3 separate regions of the Mus musculus genome follow, and all the other regions are linked to region 3. Evidence: chromatin loops called from intact Hi-C (ENCODE). Cell type or tissue: left cerebral cortex. All regions are shown on one strand.

Region 1 (8,000 bases), 320 kb before region 3:
TTCCCAACACCCACATGAAGGCTCACAACCATCTGTACAGCTACAGTGTACTCATATACATAAAATAAATAAATAAATCTTAAAAAAAAAAAAAACCTACTACAGGGGCTGAAGAGGCGCCTGGTGGTTACGGGCATTTGCTGCTCCTGCAGCGGAACCAGATTTGCTTTCCCAGCATCCGCGTGGCTGCTTCCAACCTTCCTTAACTACAGTTCCAGGGGTTCCAGTGTTCACGTCTGTCCCCCACGAGCACCAAACATGCATGCGGCACATACACAGATAGAGAGGTGGATATTGATTTATAAAGAGTGAGAGACCCACCCATTGCCTAGCAAACGCATGTTCCTGGGTTTACTGTAAGAACACATCAATTTGCCTTCACAATAACCCAGGAAATTGCCCCTGTTTTGGGTAAGAAACAAGCACATTTAGTAACTGTCCCAGGGTTGTAATGAGTACTTATTTACAAAATCAGACCCCAAACACAATACAGTTCCATTGGCCTGCAGGTTACTGTTGTACATTGAAGTAAACCCCATAGAGCTTTCTCCCCTACCTTTCTAAGCAAAAGAAGAAAGGCCACTGAGGTGGCATAGGAGACTGGCAAGGGGAAGGTTCTAGCATGGGAGACTGGCAAGGGGAAGGTTCTAGAGTCAACTTGCCTATATCAGCAATCTGCCATTCAGTTGCTGTGTGACTCAAATGAGTTGTTTAATCGTTCTCTTCATCTCAAAACTAAGAAGAAAGGCATGGGACACATCTGTAATCTCAACGTGCAGAAAACTGAGGCAAGATGGTTGTAAGTTCAAAGCCAACCTGGACTACAGAGTGAGACCCTGTACTGGCTAGTTTTGTGTCAACTTGACACAGCTGGAGTTATCCCAGAGAAAGGAGAAGTGTAAGCCGAATAAGCCCTTTCCTCTCCAACTTGCTTCTTGATCATGATGTTTGTGTAGGAATAGAAACCCTGACTAAGACAAATTGGTACCAGGAGTGGGGTATTCCTGTGACAACTTGACCTTGTTTTGGGGAGGACTGTGGAAGGACTTTGGAACTTTGGGCCAGAAGATCCATTTGGTGTTAAGAGCTCTGTCAGATGTTGTGTAGGAGCTTGGAAGATAATGTTGAGAACAGTGCAGAAGATGGAGGCCTGGCTTGTGAAATTTCAGAGGGAAGATTAAAGACTTTTATCAGGGCCATTGCTATTTTGATTGTGAAGATTCTGTGGTTCTGGTTAGCTGGGGCTGAAGAATCAGCTGTGATTAACAAGATACCAGAACTACTAAAGAGAAAACTTTGCATTACTGGGACTGTTGATGCTGGTTAGCTGGAGCTAAGAAATTAGCTGTGATTAAGAAGAGACCAGCATCATTGAGGTGTCATCTTCTGGGAAGTGTTTTCTGAGTGCACAAAGAGGGTGTGTTCCGGAGATAGCCAAAGTTGTACCTCGTGCAGCAGCAGGACTTGTTAATGTGTAAGAGTCAGCCAGGTGGTACTGGTTTTGAAGAGGTTATGCAGAGCAGCTGAATCTCGGCACTGTGACGGGCCATGGAAGGCCGTTGATGAAGGTGCAGCCTCAGCTGCAATTGATGGCCCAGGACTGAAGGGGTCATGCAGTATTTTGGAAATGCCAGGACCATGAATGACCACCAAGAGCAGCAGCAGCAGTGAAGTACAGGTATCTGGAGCCTGGAGGAAAAGCTGTGTGCTACAAAAGACAGGGCTGGAGAAGTGACCCAAGCCCTTGGAGGAGCCCAGAAGATCATGAATTGGATCCCAGACATTGGACAGTTGGAGTTTAATTTTTGCTTTTGATTGTGACTATGCCCTGATATTTTTCCCTCTTGAAGGAAGAAATTATTTTAGTGGAGCTCACAGTTAAGAGACTTTCAATTGTAAAAAGACTTTGGGTTGTTTTTTTTTGTTTTGTTTTGTTTTTTTTAGTTTTTCCAGACAGGGTTTCTCTGTGTAGTCCTGGCTGTCCGGGAACTCACTTTGTAGACCAGGCTGGCCTCGAACTCAGAAATCCGCCTGCCTCTGCCTCCAAAGTGCTGGGATTAAAGGCGTGCGCCACTATGCCCGGCTTGACTTTGGGTTTTAAAAGAAATGGATATTTTAAAGAGATTGAAATTTTAAAGTTATTTAGATCTTGGGGATGAATAAGAATGTAAGGGTTGAGACTTACTAGTGATGTGTTTGTGTTGACAAGGGGTCAATTGTACTGGCTAGTTTTATGCCAACTTGACACAGCTGGAGTTATCACAGAGAAAGGAGCTTCAGTTGGGGAAATGCCTCCATGAGATCCAGCTGTACGGCATTTTCTCAATTAGTGATCAAGGGGGAAAGGGCCTTTGTGGGTGGGACCATCTCTGGGCTGGTAGTCTTGGGTTCTATAAGAGAGCAGGCTGAGCAAGCCAGGGGAAGCAAGCCAGTAAAGAACATCCCTCCATGGCCTCTGCATCAGCTCCTGCTTTCTGACCTTCTTGAGTTCCAGTCCTGACTTCCTTGGTGATGAACAGAGTATGGAAGTGTAAGCCGAATAAACCCTTTCCTCCCCAACTTGCTTCTTGGTCGTGATGTTTGTGCAGGAATAGAAACCCTAAGACAGACCTCTATCTCAAACAACAAGAGGAAACCCAGACGAAGTAACTAAAATAAGCCCTGAGGGTCCTAACACCATCCACTTCAGATAATGAAACACAAAAGCACTTAGTGGGGCATCTGGCACATGATAAGTGTTCAGACACTGTTGTGAGAACCACAGAGACAAATGATCTCCGCTTTAGGGATCTCCAGATCCAATGGGCGGGGAGGGAGAAAAGACTGATGGGTGGCTACGCCACTAGCAAACCCAGGGGGAGAGCTCCACCTGCCGCATAGCAAGAGGCAGACCCCACTGTAGCAGCAGCCAATTAGTGCACTCTACTCACCCCCGACTACCCGCCCCAATATTCTGGATTCCCAAGTAAAACGCACACACACACACACACACACACACACACACGCACACACACGTGCATGCACACACGTAGCCTAATATTTAATATGCCTTAAATAGCTCAGTGGATGGGCACATCCAAACATCCCAAGGGTAGCACACTCTCCCCTCTGATACTCCTGAGTCATTACTTACTAGAACCTATATTCCATCTTAGCTGCCCCAAGAAATTCTGTGTGCTTTAAGATTGTGAAAAGGCCCGAGGCCAGTCTTGTCTACATGGTGTCTCAAAATCAATAAAAAAATTTTTTTAAAGACAACTATCTGTGCAAGTAAAAGGGGGGACCTGGAGGGATGGCTCCGTGGTTAAGGACACTAGCTACTCTTACAAATGGCCTGGGCTGGGTTCCCAGCACATACCTGGTGGCTACAACCACCTGAACTCCAGTTTCTCCTATTCCTTGGAACACAGATGGGAGGGGGGAAGAGAAAGAGAGAAATCGTGCACTCCGAGAAGGTGAAGGGGAAGAGCAGGAAGAGAGGCGAGAGGAGAAGGAGACCAAGATGTCTGTTTTATATAGGAAAGAGCTTGGGGAGGGGGAGCCCAGCCCCTGCCCCTGGGCTGGAAAGTTCAGGGTTGGGGGCAGGGTTTGCCAGGAAGGGGCCCGAGGGATGCTAGGAGAACCTGGACCCGTGTAAAGCATACCAAAGTGTGGAGGGGAGGACAAGGGGAGGAGGGGGAAGGATGGAGGGTACTGAGGAGGACTGGGGAGGGGGAGAACAGAGGAAAGGGGACAAGAAAGGAGCCGGGCAAGAAGGGAAATACGAGGAGGGACAGGATGAGAAGAGGAGAGGGGGAAAGGTGGATAAGAAGGAGCAGTTTTGAAATCCGACTGACTTGGTTGGATCAAACACTATTCCCCTGTCTTTAGGAAAGTCAAGTGACATCCCTAAGCTTACACACACACACACACACACGCACACACGCACACACAGGCCCCTTAAGGACCTGCGATGAGCACTGAAGGAATATCCTTGTAAAGGAAAGGCAGACCCTAGACCAGAGAAAGCTCAGTTCAGCGCGCAGCGGCTTCCGGTGGAGCTTGGAAGCGGAGCTGCGGAAGGATGCTGCTAAGCAAGGTGATTCTTCAGGCCAAAGAGGCCCAGGTCCAATGGGTGCCGGTTAAAAATGCAGCCCAGGGCCCACTGTAAGCTAGAGTCTATTCAGTGAGGCCTATGGCTAGCTGGGCCACAGATGTCCTGCTCACAGGTCCACCAAGTCCGCAGTCACAAACACACAGGGAAGTTCTTCAAAAGTGGCCCCTGGGTCAAGGGGAAATCGCTGTTCAGAAGTGACTCTGATGACCTCTTTGCTTGAGGGAGCAAACCTCCAGATTAGATCTGTGGTGGAAGGAGGGGGGAGGGGATGTCTATGTAGACCAAAGGTGTCGAATCCCATGGATCCCTGGGTGCTGGGACTCAAACTCAGTTCCTCTGCAGTTCCTTAGTTACCGAGCCATCTCTCTAGTCCCCTACCTAGGCTAGCAGCTCTCCTCATACCGAGGGGAGCAGAGGGCACTAGCTTGGGTGTGGAGATGCTGGGGGTAAAGAAGGAGATGCTGGTGTGCAACAACTCACCAGATTTTCTCAGGTTTGGCTCAGAAGGTAGGCTTAGATTCTCCACGGATCAGAGCTGCATTGGCGCGATGCGACCAGCAGGTGGCGCCAAGGGCGTAGGCGATTCAAAGCAGAAGCGTTTCCTTCAGTTGCTAGTCAGTAACTGACAAGTTATGAGGTGCAAAAACCTCTGAGATGTTCTCTTTATCCTCTAGCTCCAAGTCTGAGCACCACATTGGCAGGAGGGAAAAAGAGGAAGAGAACTGAAATATCCTCCTTGAGGAAACTATCGGATAAACAGGAGTTTGTGCCTGTACTCTGAGGATTTCTGTAGGTTCAAAACCCCAACCCTAGCAACCTAGCGAGTTCCAGGCCAGCCTGGGCTACAGAAGAAAACCTTGTCTAAAACAAAAAAACAAACAAACAAAACACCCCCCATCCGACCCCACCCCCAAAAGAAACAGAAACGAGGGGCCTGGCTTGGTCTGACCCAACCAAAGACCCAACCAACTACGGGATAGGCAAAGCCAAGCCTTTTATTATGCAAAGGTTTTGTTTGACCAGTGCAGGGTGCAGAACCAACCCTTAAACTAAGTGTGGCTTTTTCAAAGGTTGCACAATTAGCCCAAGAGCTCATATCGCACAAGGTCGAGAATCACCAGCCGCGATGCTTGTTTCCACATTTAAGTCATTTATATCCATCCCTCTTCATGACTCTGGAAATAGCCACATGAACCCTGAACACCTAAGGTGTTCTTAGTCTTGTTGTTTTGTTCTGTTTTTTTTTTTTTAAGTTGAGTATAATTGCAAGGGAAACTGTTTCTTGCCATAATAACTCTTCTCAAAACAGAAAAGAACAAAAACTAAATGCACTGGAGTTACAATTTGTTTCAGTCTGTTTGCCATTGAATTAATTACCTGACATTATCAGTGATGTTGTTTCCACACTGTAGGGCAAAGAGGAGCTTAGCTCTTCCGTAAGAGGAATTTAGGAATTCTAAATAAAAAGAAGGCAGAAGTGATGAGGAGGAAGAGGAGGTGAGGCAGAGAGAGAGAGAGAGAGACATTCTTTCTATCCTATCCATTGCAAAACAAAAGGAATCTTGGTGGTGACCTGGCAGCTCCGAGCTCAGCCTTCCTGCCACATGTGAACGCTTCAGGAAACATCAGTTATTTTTACTAGGAAGCTCAAGGGGAAGGGCGGAGACCCAGCTTCCTGTGAGACTGCCTGACCCTGGTGTCTTAGGCCAAGTATTCTAGCAACTTGAGGAGCCGCGTTCCTTACCACCCCACCCCACCCCAGCTGGTTGATTGCCTCTTCCACAGGCTCCCACCTCTTCCCTTGCTGTAGTGGAGGTGACCTGTGGCAGGAGCAGGAACAAGACAATGGGAAGGGACAAGGAGGTGCTAGTGACCCTTTACTAAACCACCTCGGGAGCCTATGTGCTTGAGGAGCCCTGGCCAATCAAGGTTCGGCCTCGGGAAAGCACACTTCACTCCCATCTTGGTTTCTCAGACAAAGAGGGGTCCAATGAAATTCTGCAGCAAATCCTACTGCAGGCTCCTCACAGCCCCAGACCCGGTACTGCTGCCGGGAGATGCTTCAGAGCTTTACCTCAGCACCTAGTCTCTTTTAACAACAGTTGGGGTTTGTTACCTGTCTCCTATGACCCAGGGATAGAGAAGGACTGTAGAGTCCCTTATCCTACAGGTCACAGGTCTCAGTCCTAAGGAACCAAGGAACCTCTGTCTCCTCAGGTCCACAGGGAAGTCCTGAATAGCACAATATGCCGTGCCTGTTCTTACTGTCACTTCCTAGTTGTGAGGGTTCCAAGTGAGGTACTTCATTGCTATAAGCCTCTATTTCTTTGTCTGTAAGATGGGTACAACCCCACCTTCTAAAAGTTGTTGGGGCCATGTGAGCTCACTCAGATAAAGTTGAAACTGTACAACAGTATTCTGGGTACTAGCATATACTCCAGCCCCTACCCCAGGCAGCTCCTCTTATGCAGAGGTATCTAGGGGAAAAAAAAAACTTGTATGTCTGTGCTCAGGGAACAAATTTTATGCATCTTCTGTTCTAGTTTACTTTCTATTACTGTGATAAAGGCTATGACTAAAAGTAAATTGGGAGGCTGAAGAGATGGCTTAGGGGTTAAGAGCACTGTCTGCTTATTCAGAGGTCCTGAGTTCAATCCCCAGCAACCACATGGTGGCTCACACCATCTATAGTGTGATCTGATGCCTCTTCTGGCATGAGGTGTACATGCAAATAGAATACTCATACATTAAATAAATAAATAAATAAATAAATAAATAAATAAATCTAAAAGCAAATTGGGAAGGAAATTACTTATCTCACCTTAGAACCCTTAAAACCCCAGGTCCTACTCCATCACTGAGAAAAGTCAGGGCAGGAGCTGAAAGCAAACGGACGGTAAGAACTGAAGTGGAGACCATGGAGGTCTGTTTACTACAGCACTCCTTGTGGTTGCTTGACCTGCTTTCTCGGACACCCCAGGACCACCTGCTCAGTGATGCCATGGCCTACATTCCAAAATAAAACAAAACAGCCTCTCTCATGTCAATCACCAATCAAGAAAACAACCCACAGACTTGCCTACAGGCCAAGCTGAAGGAAGCATTGTCTCAGTTGAAGTTCCCTCTTCCCACTGGCCTGAGTTAAGTTGTGTAAACAAACAAACAAACAAACAAACAAAATCGATCCCTCTCGGGGGCGAGAAGACATATGTGCACTGTCTACCCAGCAAAAGTCCCACATCAGAAAAGCTCTTCACATCTTCCAAGGGACTATGGAGTTTTCTGCCCTATATTACAGACATCGCTTTCTTTCTGCTCCCCTTCCAGGAAGATGTGTTCAGCCAGTGTCAGTACCTAGATCACAGGCTGCATGTGAAGTCTGCCATGTGAGGTAACTGGGATGGCTATTCTTGGTTGACCACATCTGGAATTAACTAAAAATCCAAGTGGCTGGGCACACCGGTGAGGGATATTTTTCTTAATTAAATCAATTGCAGTGGGAAGACCCATCCTAAATCCAGATTTTATTTGATTTTATTTATTATCTAAGGAGGGAAGGCCCATTTTAAATCTGGGCCAACCCTTCTGCTGGCAGACTATGTAAAAGACATGGGAAGAGAAACCTTTTGATCATTGCCTGCTTGTTCTTGCCTGTAAGTCCAGCCCTTCCCTGGCATTAGAGCCCTCTTCAGGATTCCAGTGCACGCTGAGGACCAGTGGAGACATCAGGATCCCGGACTGAACAGCTACTGGATTCTTAGACTTTCTGTTGGATGCCAGCCATCTTTGAATTAGCTGGAGCACAGCCTTAAGCCATTCTAGGTCCCTTTTTTCTATAGAGAGATTCATTCTATCACATCAGTTCCTCTAGGGAACCCTGACTAATTCAGTAGCCTACACCAAA
Region 2 (8,000 bases), 1.1 Mb after region 3:
CAGGTTAATACAATCTAAAAATTTACAAAGTTATCTTAAATATTTAAAAATTTATGTTTATGAATGGTTTGCCTGCATCTATGTCTGTGTACCCTATGGGCCTGATGCCCATGAAGGCCAGAAGAGAGCATTGGATACCCTGGAAACGGAGCTACAGATATTTGGGAGTTGTCATATTGGCACTGGTAATTAAAGACAGGTTCTCTGTAAGAGCAGCACGTGCTCTTACCTGCTGAGCCATCTCTCTAGCTTAATTTTTACTTCTAATTGCATGTGCACATGCATGTGTGTCTGTATGCATGTGTGCATGTGTTTGTGTATGTATGTATATATGTGGATGCATGGGTGCATGTACATGTGTGCATTTGTGTGTATGTGTGTGTACATGTGTGTATGTAAGCATGTGTGTATGCGTACGTGTGTATGCATGTGTGTTGTGTGTATATAAATATGTATGTATGCATGTGGTGTATGTGTGAGTCTGTGTGTGTGTGTCTCTGTGTGTCTGTGTTTTGTGCAGGACTATCTCTAAGCTAAGCTGTCACCATCATCAGATCAGTTGGTTCTGCTTGCAGAAGATCATTATAACTGGGCTTATTGGCTGTTGACTTTCCTTCATAGAAGGAAGGCTGAAGAGGATCATGTGACTCTTAGTTGAGTAACCACACGCTCCTAACAGTTATGTGCATTCTGCCCTAATTCTGCATGGCCTCAAGGAGATAATGCGTACAGGCTGGGAAGTACTAGGGAAGAATCATGCATTTCTCTGGCTGTGGGTGGGTCGTTTATGCTGGGTACAGACTTTCTAGTGTGGCCTTTTGTGGTATAACCACCCAGACTACTGCAACTAGTGTAAGAAACTGTAAACACTACTCTTTTCTGTTAAATACTATAAAACGTTGGTTTATGACCAAGATTCAAAATCTTTTACACCCCCCCCATTTTAAAAAACATTTATTCATTAAAAAAAAAACTTCTATACCTGATAACACTTTTATTTAAAAGAAAAAGGTCCTACAGCATTCTTGGAACTTAAGTGGCTGGCTGGCTCTTCCCCATCATCCTTCATATTCTCTGACTAGTTCTTTTAAAACTAGCCAATCACAAAAGACTGTGAGGTCAGACTCTAGCCAATGGGGAAATGGCAGTCACCGCAGACATTAAAGTAAAAACCAAGCACACTTGCTGTCCCATGTGCTTGCCCTTTGTTTGTGAGTACAGCAACCTTTGGACCAGAAGCAAAGGTTTGCTCTGTCCAGACACTAACTGGAGCAGTGGTCTCTTTCTTTTTGGCCAAGCATGTTTCTGATGGCAACTTCTTAGCTATACTCTGTAAGTCCAAAGGACTAAGCCGTTCTCCAGGGTGAGCTCTGGTGGAATTGTACTTGGTTTGTCGTTGGGACTTTGGAGAAGGGGAAGATGCTTATACCTCTCACTGGACAGGAATATTAACAACGTGTGTGTGTGTGTGTGTGTGTGTGTGTGTGTGTGTGTGTGATCATGCGTACAGGTGAGTATGGGTACCTGTGGAGTCCGAAAAGGGGTCAAACCCAGGTCCCTGCAGGAGCAGTGTGTGCTCTTAACCATTGAGCCATATCCTTCATTCATACACACACACACATACACACACACACACACACACACACACACACACACACACACACACACATATATACATACATATATTTTTTTTTTCATTCCAGGGGCTGGAGAAATGACGTGGTCAAGGATACTGACTGCTCTTCCAGAGGACCAGAGTTCAGTCCCCAGCAACCACATGCAGCTAAAAGTCAAGTGCAACTCCGAGGGATCACATGCCTTCTTCTGATCTCCTTGGGTGCCAGGCATACACCTACGGTGCACAAGCACACATATGCAGGCAGAACCTCATATGCATAAAGAGAAATAAATATGTTTTTAAAAGATAGTGGGTTAGAGAGATGGCTCAGTGGTTCAGAGCACTGGCTGTTCTTTCAGGGGATCAGTGTCCAGAGCCTGTCTTATGTAATTGGCTAATAATACCAAGTGGAACAGCTTCTCGGGAGAAATGAAATTTGAGCACAAATTTGATTCAAGAAATAGCTGCCTTAGGTGGAATTTTCACCAAATGAACCTTCCTTCCTTCTTCCCTCTTTTTCTTTTGAGACAACATGTCTCACTATGTAGCACTGGCTGGCTGGGAACTGATTCTGTTGACCATACAGGCAGGCTGGGTTTGAACTCACAGAAGTCTGCCTGCCTCTGTCTCCTAAGTGCTGGAATTAAAGGGCAATTTGATATGATTCGTGTTATGGGACACACTCAGAATCACTTCTGGGATGTATTATCAAAAATCAGCCTAGGTTTGCTCCTCAGACTCTGAAAATGAGAAGCAACAAAGGAATTCTTATTTTTCTGGTTTTTAAAAAAGTATTATTTTTTTAAAGATTTATTTATTTATTTTATGTGTACGAGTACACTGTAGCTGTCTTCAGATACACCAGAAGAGGGCATTGGATGCCATCACAGATGGTTGTGAGCTACCATGTGATTGCTGGGAACTGAACTCAGGACCTCTGGAAAAGCAGTCATTGCTCTTAACCACTGAGCCATCTCTCCAGCCCCTCTTATATATTTTTTTATTAACAAAATTTGGCCTTCTTTTCTGCTCCCAGGTTGGTAACCCTGGCTGCCCTAGGGTACACTGGATTACAACTGTATGCTACAATTAAACCTCATTTGTCATAATTTAGGACAGGTTCTCTATATCCTGCTGAGGCTGCTTGACTGGAAATGTCCATCATAGACCCGGATGGGGCTCTTTGTGAAAGTGTCACCTTGCGAGGCTCACCCCACCTATTTACTCTCTGCCGTCCGTCCGTGTGTAGTTGAAGATGTGATCTCTCGGTATAGAGGGCATAAGGACCCGGTACTCACAGAGCAGCACTAAGAGAGCCAGGAATATTAATCACACAGGGTTCCCCCTCAACAGAGGAGATAAAACCAAAACCTGCATCCCATCCAGAAGGCTGAGAGTGGGATTATTAACAACCTGGTGACCGTTTTGTTCTCTGAAGGGACAGACCTCACCCAAACTCCCCAGAATAATTATTCCTGACTCTTCCCTCCCTAGGCCATGCCCCACCCATGGAAAAGGCCATTATCAAACCTACAGGAGACAACACAAGGAGCTTCCAAAAAAACAAAAACAAAAACAAAACCCTGCTTTCTTTGAGCCTACCCAAGCTGAAACCATGTGCACCCATACTAACCTTGACTCCGAGATTATAGAAAGTCAAGCCACTCTGAGACTACATCTTACAATTCAAGCGTCTTCTGAAGCCCGGGCAGAGCCGGGCAATGGTGGCACACGCCTTTAATCCCAGCACTTGGGAGGCAGATGCAGGCGGATTTCTGAGTTCGAGGCCAGCCTGATCTACAAAGTGAGTTCCGGGATAACCAGGGCTACACAGAGAAACCCTGTCTCGAAAAACAAAACAAAAAAACCAGACGTTGGGGCAGAGTAAGATGTCTTACATACTCTACAAGACGAAAGCTTCAAAAAACGAGTCCAGCGACTCCAGAACCCTTTCCCTACTTTATGAGACACAGTCTTCGAGGTCTTTGCTAGTTGACGAATCATCATCATCAATCGTCAGAACAGCTGAATGAGGAGAGAGCCAAAAGACAAACCCAACTTAAGGCCACAGCTATAGCAGCTGCGCCTCTCATCTCCGCAAGTGCGAAAGTGCCATCTAGCGGCCATCTGGTTTAGTCTTCGAGACTTAAATAAGCCTTGGTGTGAGGATTCTATCTAGTCTGAAATATGCTGACCAGTTTATTTTAGACTAGAATGACCAAAAGATGCCGGGTTACAAGCCTCCCCAAGAACCTAACGTGCAAAGTGGGGGATGCTGGAAGCAACAATTTCCTTCTTCGTGAGGGAGAGCCAACCTCCATCCAAGGGCCTTATTGGTGACCCTGACTTTGTCCTGGGCTGCGAGGATCCTAATGAGAAAGGGGCCTTACACCTTTTTGACGACTGACAGAGTTCTGAGGCTCCCATAGTCTAAGTCTCTACAGATGTGAACCTCAGGTAATCCTGGATGTGATAGGGAAGGAACAAAATTACATTCCTCATAGCACGAGAGGGGTTTATTCAGCTCTAAGCCCTCCTCCAGCTTGACCTCGTGGCTGGTCAGATCCTCTTTTTCCTGGCTTTGATGTCAAGCCTCAGTCAGCTCAATTTACATCCTTCTAAACCTTATTCCTTTCCTAGGCAGGGACATCCCATCTAGATTTCAGGCCAATCGGAAGTTTTTTGAGACTTCAGAAGAGGTTCTCATTCCTTCTTAGTCTCCAGGAACAGTCACTACTGAAGCTCTGAGCCACCATGGAAAAACTTGGACCATCTTACTGAAGACATGTGAACAGGCTCTAAGTACTAAAGAGAGAGATGGGCTCAGCTGTCCTGTGCTCCACCATCCCTGCCAAGCCACCAGGCATGGAAATGCAGTCTGCCTGGAACTGCCAGTCTACCCCACCTTCTTGATAAATACTAAGTGATCCCCACACAGCTAAGTCTTTCCTGAGCCACAAAACTGAAATCTAACTAAATAATTGGTGTTTAAGGCATTACATTTGTTTCCATAAAACAACATGTAAATAATAGGAACACGGGTCTATGTAGGATAACATTTTGTTGAACATGCTTGAGTTCTGGAACAAAATCCCAGTATATTTACAAGACAAAAATACCAGTTCAGAGCCAGGCATGGAAATGTACACCTGTAATCACAGTACTTGGGAGGCTAAGGTAGAAAGATTGAGAGTTCCTGACCAGCTTGGAGTATAGGCAAGACCCTACTTCAAAAACAAACAGCACAACAACAAAAAAGTAAATAAAGAAAATAAAACCCCCAAGCAAAACAAAAAACAGTTTAGAGAATTTTGTTTAGGGTTGGTGACCACAAAGTGCTCCATAGATGTGCTCCCAAAGAGACAAACTTAACAGTGAAAACAAAGAAACAGACAAGCCGGGTGGTGGTGGCACGCATGCCTTTAACTTGGGAGGCAGAGGCAGGCTGATTTCTGAGTTCGAGGCCAGCCTGGTCTACAAAGTGAGTTCCAGGACAGCCAGAGCTATTCAGAGAAACCCTGTCACGAAAAACCAAAAAAAAAAAAAAAAAAAAAAAAAAAAAAAAAAAAAAAGCCAGACAAAATGACAAGAGACACTGTTTAAGATAGCTGGGACTGGCGCTAAGATCCCGCAGCAGGCAAAGAAGCATTTATTTATTCAACAAGTCTATAAAAACCCATTAAGAACAAAAGCCTATGGCCAAGCTCGGGTCCGTTCCTGCTTCCCTCCAGCTCACCTGGGCCGGGGCACCACTCCAGGCTGCGATGGCAAAGAAGGCAGGGCTTCCTCTGTTGTCTCCTGAAGGAGGGCTGCTGTGAGTCACGTGGGGAAGCAGACACCAGCTACCCCTGTAGCACATACTCTGGCTCCCAGTGAGTGAACCTGGCCAAGGAGTCTGGGGCTCTGCTTCTCTCCCCAGCCCCTGTCAGGAGAGCTGTAAATCATATCTAGACAGTATTGCCTAATCGGGGGTTACTTAGAAGGAAGCTGATACCCTGGATCGGAAGGAAGTTATGGATGGTTGTAAGCCACCATGTGGGTGCTAGCACCTGAACTCAGGTCCTCGCAAGAGCAACTCCTGCCCCTAACTGATGACCCATCTCTCCAGTTCTTGGGGACGGGGTGGGGGTGGAGGGAGGTGTCAAATTTTTCTTTCTTTGCATGGCTTTATGTAGTTGTCCTGTCAGAATTCATTGAGTGATCTATTCTTTGCCTATGAATGGTCTTGAGTTATTTGTCAAACATCACCTGACTCTACGTGTGAACAGCTGTTCACATACATTATTCTATTATTCTACATTATTCACATACTCTATTTCACCGACTCTTCACCTCTCTTTGTCTCACTGCTATGCTATCTTGCTTATCATGGTTTTCTACTAAGTTTTAAATCCAGTGTGAACATTCCTTTTGTTTTTAACAGTAAAAAAATATTTACTTCTGTATGAGTGTTTTATCTACATATGTGTGTGTGCATCACACATGTACCTGTATGAGTGTTTTGTCTACATATGTGTGTGTGCGTCACACATGTACCTGTAAGAGTGTTTTGTCTACATATGTGTGTGTGCATCACACATGTACCTGTATGAGTGTTTTGTCTACATATGTGTGTGTGTGTCACATATGTACCTGGTTCCCTAGGAGGCAGAGGAGGTGGTTGGGGTCCCTGGAACTGGAGTTACAAAGAGCTGTGAGCTGCTGGGGTGGTGGGGGGAAGGGGCAGGGGAGAGACAGGGGAGGGGGAGGTTTTCTGAGAACTGTATCCATGTCTTAACTCTGAGCCATCTTTCCAGTCCTGAATCTTTTTAAGATTAGTGAAACTTTTCCTTTTCAGAACTGGTCACCTACTGTAACCAGACAGGACTTCCTGTGAAGAGAGAGGGGCATCAACCCACCCACAAAACCTTCAACCCAAAATGTGTTCTGCCTACAAGATACACAGGGATAAAGATGGAGCAGAGATTGAGGGGACGGCCAACCAGTGACTGCCTAACTCGAGACCCATCCCATGGGAGAGAGCCAACCCCTGCCACTATTGACACTCGGCTATGCTTGCAGACAGTGTGACTCCTTGACAACAGTGTGCCTCGTTATGGTTTTATGAAACCAGTTAACAGTCTTCCTCCAAGGTCTCTGCTTCAGTCCCTGCCTCCAGGAAATGCCCTGCTTGTGTTTCTGCTCTGACTTCCCCCAGTGATGGAATGTTACCATGGAAGATAAAATAAATCTTTCCCACATCAAGCTGCTTTTGGGCATGTTTTATCACAGCAACAGAAACCTAAGTCTCATTGAAGAGGCTCTAGCCAGCCTGAGCTAATTAACATGCCCAATTAAAATTCAACAGCTCATTCCAACATAAGGTTTCCCCTTTCACCCTTATAAACTACCATTTGCCTGTGGGCCATGTCTGTCTCCTCTCTATTCAGAGGTAGTCTCTTATTCCCCTAGGACAGATATCCCTCCCCTTTCCTTTGTTCCCTTCCCCTTTTCCCTCAACCTCCTTCTTCTTCTAACTCTGTCTCTTATTATTCCGGCCCTCTGTCTCTCTGGGTTATGCTAAGAACTTGGTTTTGGGGCACGCTGTGCCTATACCAGTCCTTTCACGCATGGTCTGGCCTCAGTACCCCTCCATGATGGTTACCATTGGCCAGAGTGTGACACAGTTGACTTCTAGATTCCTTTTTTTTTTTTTTAAAGATTTATTTATTGTTATATGTAAGTACACTGTAGCTGTCTTCAGACACACCAGAAGAGGGCATCAGATCTCATTGCGGATGGTTGTGAGCCACCATGTGGTTGCTGGGACTTGAACTCAGGACCTTTGAAAGAGCAGTCAGTGCTCTTACCTGCTGAGCCATCTCACCAGCCCCTGACTTCTAGATTCCAAAGGACCTTACATTAAGGCAGTGGAACGGAACCTGAGGCTCTTGCATTCGACCCTTTCTCTTACTGCTTCGGTTACATCACTTTTCATTTCAGGCTCCAGTTCTTCATAAAAACACTCCCCAATTGTTTCCTAGATCTAATCCCACTCCTGATTTGCTGTGGTCATCTCTCTCTCTCTCTCTCTCTCTCTCTCTCTCTCTCTCTCTCACACACACACACACGCACACGCACACGCACACGCACACGCACACACACACACTTGTCACCACACATGTCTCACACACACAAACGCTGCTTTCTCTCATAAGTGTATGCTGCCTTTCCGCAACTAAAGATCAGCCTCTCCGGGGGTGGGGCTGGGGACCCGAGTGGGGGCGGGAGCGGGGGCGGGGCGGGGGCGCTGTCTCTGTCTGCCTGCTGGCGAGGACAGCTGCCAGAGCTTCAGGCTTTCCTTCTCAGCAAACCTGCTAAGCAAACCCTCTGCTCCTGTAGA
Region 3 (8,000 bases):
CACAAAAGGAGAAGGCCAGCACTGTGCTGGTTTCCTCATCGCACCTTTTATTTTGTCTGGGTGCCCATCTATGGGATGGTGTTACCCACATTTACGTGGGTTCAGTTAACCCCCTCTGAAGAAGAACCCCTCTATTGCACAGCTGTGTTTTGATGTTCTCCTCAATAAATTTAAATCCAGGCAAGTTGACACTGGAGAATAATCAATACACATGTGAAATGCATCTAAGAAGGCCCACCTCATGAGGAGAAGGATGAGATAGATAGATAGATAGATAGATAGATAGATAGATAGATAGGTAGATAGATAGATAGATAGATAAGAGAGTGAGCGAGCGAGAGAGACAGAGAGACAGAGACAGAGAAAGGGTGCCCTAAGGCTCCACTCTATAAACATGAGGCTCCACTTTTTTTTTTTTGCTATCTACATTATCAGTGTTCTGGATTCTATGTTTATTTTTTTTAAATATTGTTTATATTTATTTAGTTTTATTTTCTGTATGTGAGTGTTTAGCTTGCCAGTATGTCTATGAAGCATATGTGTGGCTGATGTTCACTAAGTCCAGTTGAATCCCCTGGTACTGGAGTAACAGAGGGTTGTGAGCCACCATGTGGATGCTGTGAATTGAACTAAGGTACTCATTGTGAGTAGCCACTGTACTTAATTGCTAAGTGATCTCTCTAGCCCCAAGCATTCTGGGTCTTTGGAGATCCATAATAGGTTAACAAAGTGTTCTGGGGTCACAGGTTCCCGCAATGTGTATTTTAAGTGAGTATGGGGTGAAAGTATACTCACTGTGCAATGTCCCTCTGACCACATAGCCAACAGCGTGGCCATGTGTCGGTTTGGCTGTGGTTGGTTAAATACCCAGTGGCTGAGAGCCAGCAGGTCCACAGGGCCTGGGCAGAAGTTGATTTTCTTTTTTTAAGAACAAGATGTATGTCTTTGCGGCTCCTTTACACATGGAAGATACAAGCTGTTCATTCAGGTGGTCCCAGCAGGAGGTTGCCGCATCCCTGGAATATCAGCTGACACCCAGAGGTGACACACTTCATCCTCAGTGGCACCATTGATGGTTCACATGTGATTTATTCATCCATTGCTAAGAAGTGGTGGGCCTTGGTGACTGCTGACCTAGGTTGTAAGAAGGCTGCTTATAGGGCTGGAGAGATGGTTCAGGAGGTTAAGAGCACTGACTGCTCTTCCAGAGGTCCTGAGTTCAATCCCCAGGAGCCACATGGTGGCTCACAACCACCTGTAATGGGATCTGATGATCTCTTCTGGTGAGTCTGAAGAGAGCAATAGTGTACTCATATAAAACAAACAAACAAACAAACAAACGAATGGCTGCTTATAGCGTTGGATACCTCTGGAAGCAGAGCCCCAGCCCTCTTCTCCTCTGTGTGATTGACAATGGCCATTGTGTGTGAAAGGTAGGAGGATACGGACTTTCCTGGTGAGGACTCAGAAAATGGAGAATCACTGGCTTCTTGCCCAACAGGCAAACCCTCCTTGGGGTATTAATTGGGACCCCTCTGGCTGTTGGATCCCAATTAATAACTGCATGGGATCTGCAGCACAGGCCTGGAGTACCCGTAGGTCACACAGGTTATTCCTTACCACCCAGTCAGGCAAGGTTAGAAAAGAGCCAGATGTGGAGGACGGTAGGCAGTTCTCTTGGATGCTGGGCTACTCAGGCTGATCTGTCCCACCTCACTGAGGTACCCTTGAAGACTGGGCAAGGTCATGTTATACAAGAACACTCTGCAAGCTACAATGTGCCCCCCACCAAAAAAAAAAAAAAAGCAAGGCATAGTTTGGTTAAAACAATGACAACGATGATGATGACGACGATGACAACGACAACAACAACAACAAACCCAGTCCATTAAAGTGGTCAGTACTCCAGCAAGCAATGCACTGGGCTCCATATTCTTTAGTGTGTCTCCATGTGACTCATTCTCTTCTCACTAGTCAGACACTGGGACATAATTAGGAAGTAAACAGGGATGTGTTTAGAGTAGGAGCAAGCAGGAGGAGTCTAGGCAGGCCAACCAGTGAAGCAGCTGAAGTCCAGCATCTTCACCATAGCATCTGCTTCCTTGGAACTCAATGCAGGGACTGCAGTTTTTCCACTGCAGATGGCAGTGGCTGCTGATGCTGCTGCCCTGCTGTTGCTGCTGCTTCTGCTGCTGCTGTTGCTGATGCCCTGTTGTTGTTGTTGTTGCTGTTGCTGTTGCTGTTGCTGTTGCTGTTGCTGCTGCTGTTGCTGCTGCTTCTGCTGCTGCTGTAGCTGTTGCTGCCTCTGCTGCTGCTGCTGCTGCTGCTGCTAGTGCAGTTCACTGTAAAGGAAGCAAAGGTGTGGATATGGGAAGACTGGAGCATTAAAACTGGTCTGATTTTGAGTGGTGGCTCAGTTGTTAACAGCACTGGCTGCTTTTTCAGAGAACCCGGGTTTAATTTCCAGCATTCACACGGCGGCTCATGTTACTCCAGTTTTAAGTGATCTGATGCCCTCTTCTGGCCTCTGCAGGCACCGGGCATGCATGTGATAAACAGATATACATGCAGGTGAAACATTCATACACCTAAAATAAAAACAAATACATCTGAGAGAGAGAGAAAGAGAAAGGGAGGGTGGCGTTCTGCTCCCCACAGTACACTGAGAGTAAGGGACATTCCTAGAGACAAAACGTTAATTGACCCCCAACCTTCATCTTCCCTTATTCTTCCTATTTAACTGGACACTGGGATAGCTACTGTCTAAAATATGTTCTTTATAAAAGTCTTCCCAGTAGCTATGGCTCATGGAATGGAATGGGGAAGTCCAGTAAAAGTTCTGGGTTGGAGCCAGTACAGAAAGAATGTTGATCTTGTAGACACCGTCTTACCTCTGGCTTTACTTCTGGCCACTTTCCACTTTCTGGCGGCACCAAATGACCACAAGCTCCAGGACCATGGCCTACCAAGTTCAGAAATTCTCAGTCAAGGTTTCAAAGTAGGGTATTTTCTCATTGGGTTAGCTCAGTCATATGCTCATCTCTGAACCAAGCATGTTAAGCTATTAGAAGTTGGATTTGCCAGGCCCAGTCACTCCTGTGTGGGAGGACAGGATCAGCTCCAAGTCACATGGACTGAATGGAGGGGTTCCCTCTCTAGAATCGCGAGGCTTTTGCTATGAGCAGGCTATGGATGCCGGCAGGCCCCTCAAGGGTGTTGGCAGATATTGAAATAGAAAAAGAAATGATTTTCAACTTCTAGGCAGAAGATCTCTAGGGGAAAAAATGTGTCAACGCATTTTTATTTGTTTTCAAATTGTGATCACCAAGTTCCTCAAAATTCCACAAGAAAAATGAATCCAGTAAGCTAATAGTCTCGCATAGTTTTTCACAGTAGGATAGAGCTGCCTTTAAATGATACCCTGCCTGGGGGTTTTGATCTCTGGAGACACGAAGTAAGCAGTAAACAAGTCAGCAGGCAGTTCCAGAGCAGTGCCAGGAGGTGTCGACAAAGAGCTGAGCTGAGCTTCCATAGAGCTCGCTTGCCCAGCGGACTTGCTGCAGATTCCCTAGAGCGGCAGCAAACAAACATTTACTTAGATAAGAAGGATGGGGTCGGAAGAACGTTCAGTGCAGAAGGAACAGTTTTGCCTGAGGGCGATGCGATCTCAGAACCGAAGAACACGGTCTACACCGAAGGCGGGGAAATGTTCTCATCTTCTTCCGCCCGGAGGCGTCTCCAGTGACACCTGTTTCTTTTTGTGGGGTATTTTTTGACTGTAAATCCTCATTCTCTCTCTCTCAATAGCTATTTTCCCTGTTACTTTTTTTTTTTTCTTCAATCTTTTATCCCCTTTCGTTACTTTCGGAGTCCCAAAGAGCAATCGAAGGGCCCTTCTAAGTGCCATCCTATCCGGCTTCTTCCAAGTCCAGAGTTGTTAATAGAAAATATCTGTCCCTCCCAGACCTATTTTGTGGCAATGGCCTTTGTACCAGAACGCCCTCCCCAAACAGCCATCATCCTTCAGGAGGGTCCTCATGTTTTACTCAAGCTGGCCAGCAGATGGCAGGTTCTTCCTAGTAATGCAGGAAGGCTCCGTAGACTCAAAACTGCAGTGATCTACACGGAATCCGGACAGAAAAACGCAGATCCCTGAGTCAGAGGATGGGAAAGAGGCTACTGCCACCGATCCACAGGACTCCACCTACCTCCCCAGCCCCGATCTCTTCCATCAATCTCTATTTCTGGGATTATTTTCAAAGTCAGCAGCAGCTAAATCACTCAGAGCAAATTTATTAAAGCCACTCTGCAGTGGCTGGTTTCAAACTCACTATGTGGTCCAAGCTGGCCTTGAACTTGTAGCTCCAGTTCTAACCTTTCATGTGGCTGGGTATATGTATGGGCCACTATGACTAACAGACAGTTCTCAGAACAAAAGCAGTTTCCACCTATGTGATACTCTGGTGCCAACTCTTCAGACTGTCAAATTCTTACATAGGGCTGGTGGCAAGAGCCTTTACTCACAGCACTTAGGAGGCAAAGGCAGGCAGATCTCTGAGTTTGAGGCTAGCCTGGTCTACAGAGTTCTAGGTCAGCGGGGGCTTGCCAGAAACAAAACAAAACAAAACAAAACTGACGTCCTAACACATTTTATACACATCCCCTTGTCTCATCTAGATAATTTGTGTTAGAAGCAACCTTACAGATTACCAGTCTGAGAGCTGACCTGTCTGTCGTCCATGTGCCTGTGGGCTAGAACAGAAAAAAATGTCATTATTTTTACTAATGGAAATTTAGCATTTTCCCTTTATCATAATGGAGGTAATCAAATACATCATATCCACGACCTTCACGAGGATGGCGGCATCAATGGGCGTTCTCAAATCTCATTTGGTTGCCCCAGTTTTCACAAACCTCACGTGTATTGATGCTTTGGACTCTTGGTGGTCATTAGACCTCCTTCTAGATTATGTTACTTAGAGCGTCAACACAGTAGATTATGTTTCATAATATCCTGCCTTGTTTTTAACATAGCACTCTTTTAGTTTAATTGGTTATCTGTAATTCTACATATCGTGTCTTGGACATTAAAAAAAAGGTTTTGAAAATACACTGGAGAATCAAAGAGGCCCACGGCATGGGAACAGATTAATAACAACATTTATCTGATATAAATAAATAACATTTATTCTGATAGAGGGATCCTCACTCTGGCAGGAGGGGTGTCTGGCTCAGAACCCCATCACTGGCTTTGAACAGACTTGTCTGCACTTTGATCTAAGACAGAAGAAGAAAGGACCAGAGGGACAGGCAAACATCCAATATGGGGGATGTAGCTCTAAGGACCCATGTCCTGCTCCAAGCTTCTTATTCTGTGTCAGCCACCCCTTGTGTCTGTAGCTGGGGGTTGGGCTGGGTGAGGTGAGGTGAGTGTCAGTCAGGGTTCCCTTCTCCAAGGCTAAATAAATAAATAAATAAATAAAGCCAGCCCCCAACTCTGCTCCATGGAGTACATTTTCCAGGGGGCTGCTTAGCCTGCTACTGGGAATTTGCAGACACTGGTCCAGGACCTGGCCTTTTTATGGATAGCGTATCTAGCAGTTGACAAATCTTTTACTTCAGCCATCTTTGGGTTTAGTATTTTTTTAATATTTATTTATTTATTTATTTATTTATTTATTATATGTAAGTACACTGTAGCTGTCTTCAGACACTCCAGAAGAGGGCGTCAGATCTCATTACAGATGGTTGTGAGCCACCATGTGGTTGCTGGGACTTGAACTCAGGACCTTAGCAAGAGCAGTCGATGCTCTTAACCGCTGAGCCATCTCACCAGCCCTGGGTTTAGTATCTTTAGATTAGCAGTATACATTTAGAATTTTTAAAAAAAAATGCTGTGTGTTTTGCACATGGTACCTTATTTATTTATTTATTTATTTATTTATTTATTTATTTATTAGATTTATTTATTACTATACATAAGTACACTGTAGCTGTCTTCAGACACACCAGAAGAGGGCATCAGATCTCATTACAGGTGGTTGTGAGCCACCATGTGGTTGCTGGGATTTGAACTCAGGACCTTAGGAAGAGCAGTCAGTGCTCTTACCCGCTGAGCCATCTCACTAGCCCCTACATTTAGAATTTTTAAAAGAATGAGAAAATATAGCAAAGTTTCCTTCCGTCCTTCCTTCCTTCCTTCCTTCCTTCCTTCCTTCCTTCCTTCCTTCCTTCCTTCCTTCTACTCTTGCTTTCTTCTTTTTTCCCTGCCTCCCTTCCTCCCTCCTTTCCTCTTTCCCTCCCTCCCTCCCTCCCTCCCTCCCTGCTTTCCTCCCTCCCTGTCTCCATGTCTTCCTGCCTCTCAGCCTTCCTGCCTTCCTGTCTCCTACCCTCCCTCCCTCCCTCCCTCCCTCCCTCCCTCCCTCCCTCCCTCCCTCCCTCCCTCCCTCCCTCCCTCCCTCCCTCCCTCCCTGTCTCCCTGTCTCCCTGTCTCCCTGTCTCCCTGTCTCCCTGTTTCCCTTCCTCCCTGCCTCCCTCCCTCCCTCCCTTCCTCCCTGCCTCTCTCCCTCCCTCTCCTTCTTTCTTCTTTCATCTTGCTTTGTATCCCAGGTTAGCCTCAAACTAATAATCTTCCTGCCTGGTTCAGTCCTTCTTGCTGATATAGGAGTGTGCCACCATGCCAGGCTATAGCAAGGATGCCTGACTGTTCTTCTCATTCTGCAGTGCGTGCTCATCTCTCACTCTCCCAGGCGTGCTCATTTATCTGAGCCTCTGCTCCCTGATCTTGGATGCGCTCAGATACTGAGTGAGGTGGGAGCTCATCTCTTCTGCTCCTTTATTCAGAGATCCACGCCCCCTCTGTATCATTCTGCTCCAGAATCTGACCTCAAGATCCAATTGATGTAGCACCAAAATACTGTCTTAGTAGAAATCCATCTGTGCTTGGCCTCGAATGAAGATGGAGGCAAATTGGGCATCCTCCTTTGGTAAGCTTGCCATATCTGGGTCTGTTTGGAAGACTTTGAAAAGGAGTCTGGCTGGGCTTAGGAGGCATCCTGAGGCTGTTGTGAAGATCAAGAAAAGGGTTTTATAAATGTCAAGCGATATTATTAGCAGCGATTTGCATTCATAGAGAAGGGAGGGAGGCACAAGAAGCGAGGTACTCCCAGCACCTGTAAAGAGAACCTTCCCACATCCAGCATGATTCTCTTGAAGTATCCATTTTACTGCCCAGTTGTCCGGTGGCCACATTTCTGGGTCCCTTCAGGGCATGGAGGGAAACATCAGGTTTATTGCTGGCAGAGAGATGCAACCAAATTTCTGTAGGAAATGTAGAAGCAGGAAACATCCAGCAGAGGGAGGAATTGGCAGGGATAAGCAAAGCAGAGACCTGACAGGTCTTAAATAGAGTGGGCCTCTGTGGTCTCTGGGGAATATGTTCCAAGACGCCCCAGTGGAAGCCCAGGGCAGCACTGGACGCTGAGCCCTCTATTATCTGATGCTTCTACCATCACATGAAAAAAAAATTAGATGCAGGAGTTAGGCACAGTAAGAGAATAACCACAATAAATAATAAGATGGAACAATTCATACATCGTAATAAAATTGCCAGCATCACAGCTCTTGCACTTTGGGTCATGATTAAGCAAAATAAGGATCCCCTGAGCATAAGCACGGTGACTCTGTTGACAATTGATCTGACAACTGAACCAGTTACTAAGTGGCTGACAGCAGTGATGTCTACAGTCAGGGTGGTCCGAGCTTTCTCACACTCTTCAGAATGGGCTCCAATAAAACAAAGTGTGAAGCGTTTGCTTCTAGAGTCTTCCACCTAATATTTTCTGTTGACTGCAGGAAAGCTAATCCACAGCAGGGCCACAGCAAGAGGTATCCCTACAGGCCACGGGTGCTTGGCAGAGGTCTTATGAGATGTCCAACAGTGCTTGAAGGTAGCTAAGGTAGCTAAGGGGAGCTGTTTCTAGGATGGTGGCTCTGGTCAT

What was found. A loop is a pair of places that touch in the nucleus more often than their neighbours do. Peaks named below come from ENCODE experiments on the same cell type or tissue, not always from the same donor. Only the 100,000 strongest peaks of a DNase experiment are listed, where the experiment ranks them.
Region 1: it touches region 3 in a loop (3-fold over the local background); 22 of 42 quality-filtered maps call a loop at or near these places.
Region 2: it touches region 3 in a loop (4-fold over the local background); 16 of 42 quality-filtered maps call a loop at or near these places.

Annotation. Positions count from the first base shown.
Region 1 is chr8:86,899,960-86,907,959 of GRCm38, reverse strand. No RefSeq gene overlaps it. Among named protein-coding and RNA genes, the nearest start is that of Gm33391, 17 kb to the left of the region's middle. In left cerebral cortex, a CTCF peak has its summit at 4,652 (motif pointing right); a DNase peak (open chromatin) is centred at 4,651.
Region 2 is chr8:85,452,464-85,460,463 of GRCm38, reverse strand. No RefSeq gene overlaps it. Among named protein-coding and RNA genes, the nearest start is that of 4921524J17Rik, 24 kb to the right of the region's middle. In left cerebral cortex, a CTCF peak has its summit at 3,748 (motif pointing left); DNase peaks (open chromatin) are centred at 3,716, 6,859 and 7,962.
Region 3 is chr8:86,581,353-86,589,352 of GRCm38, reverse strand. No RefSeq gene overlaps it. Among named protein-coding and RNA genes, the nearest start is that of Abcc12, 19 kb to the right of the region's middle. In left cerebral cortex, CTCF peaks have their summits at 2,543 (motif pointing left), 3,495, 4,068 (motif pointing right) and 7,335 (motif pointing right); DNase peaks (open chromatin) are centred at 3,539, 4,072, 6,889, 7,328 and 2 more places; H3K4me3 peaks cover 598 bases; H3K27ac peaks cover 804 bases.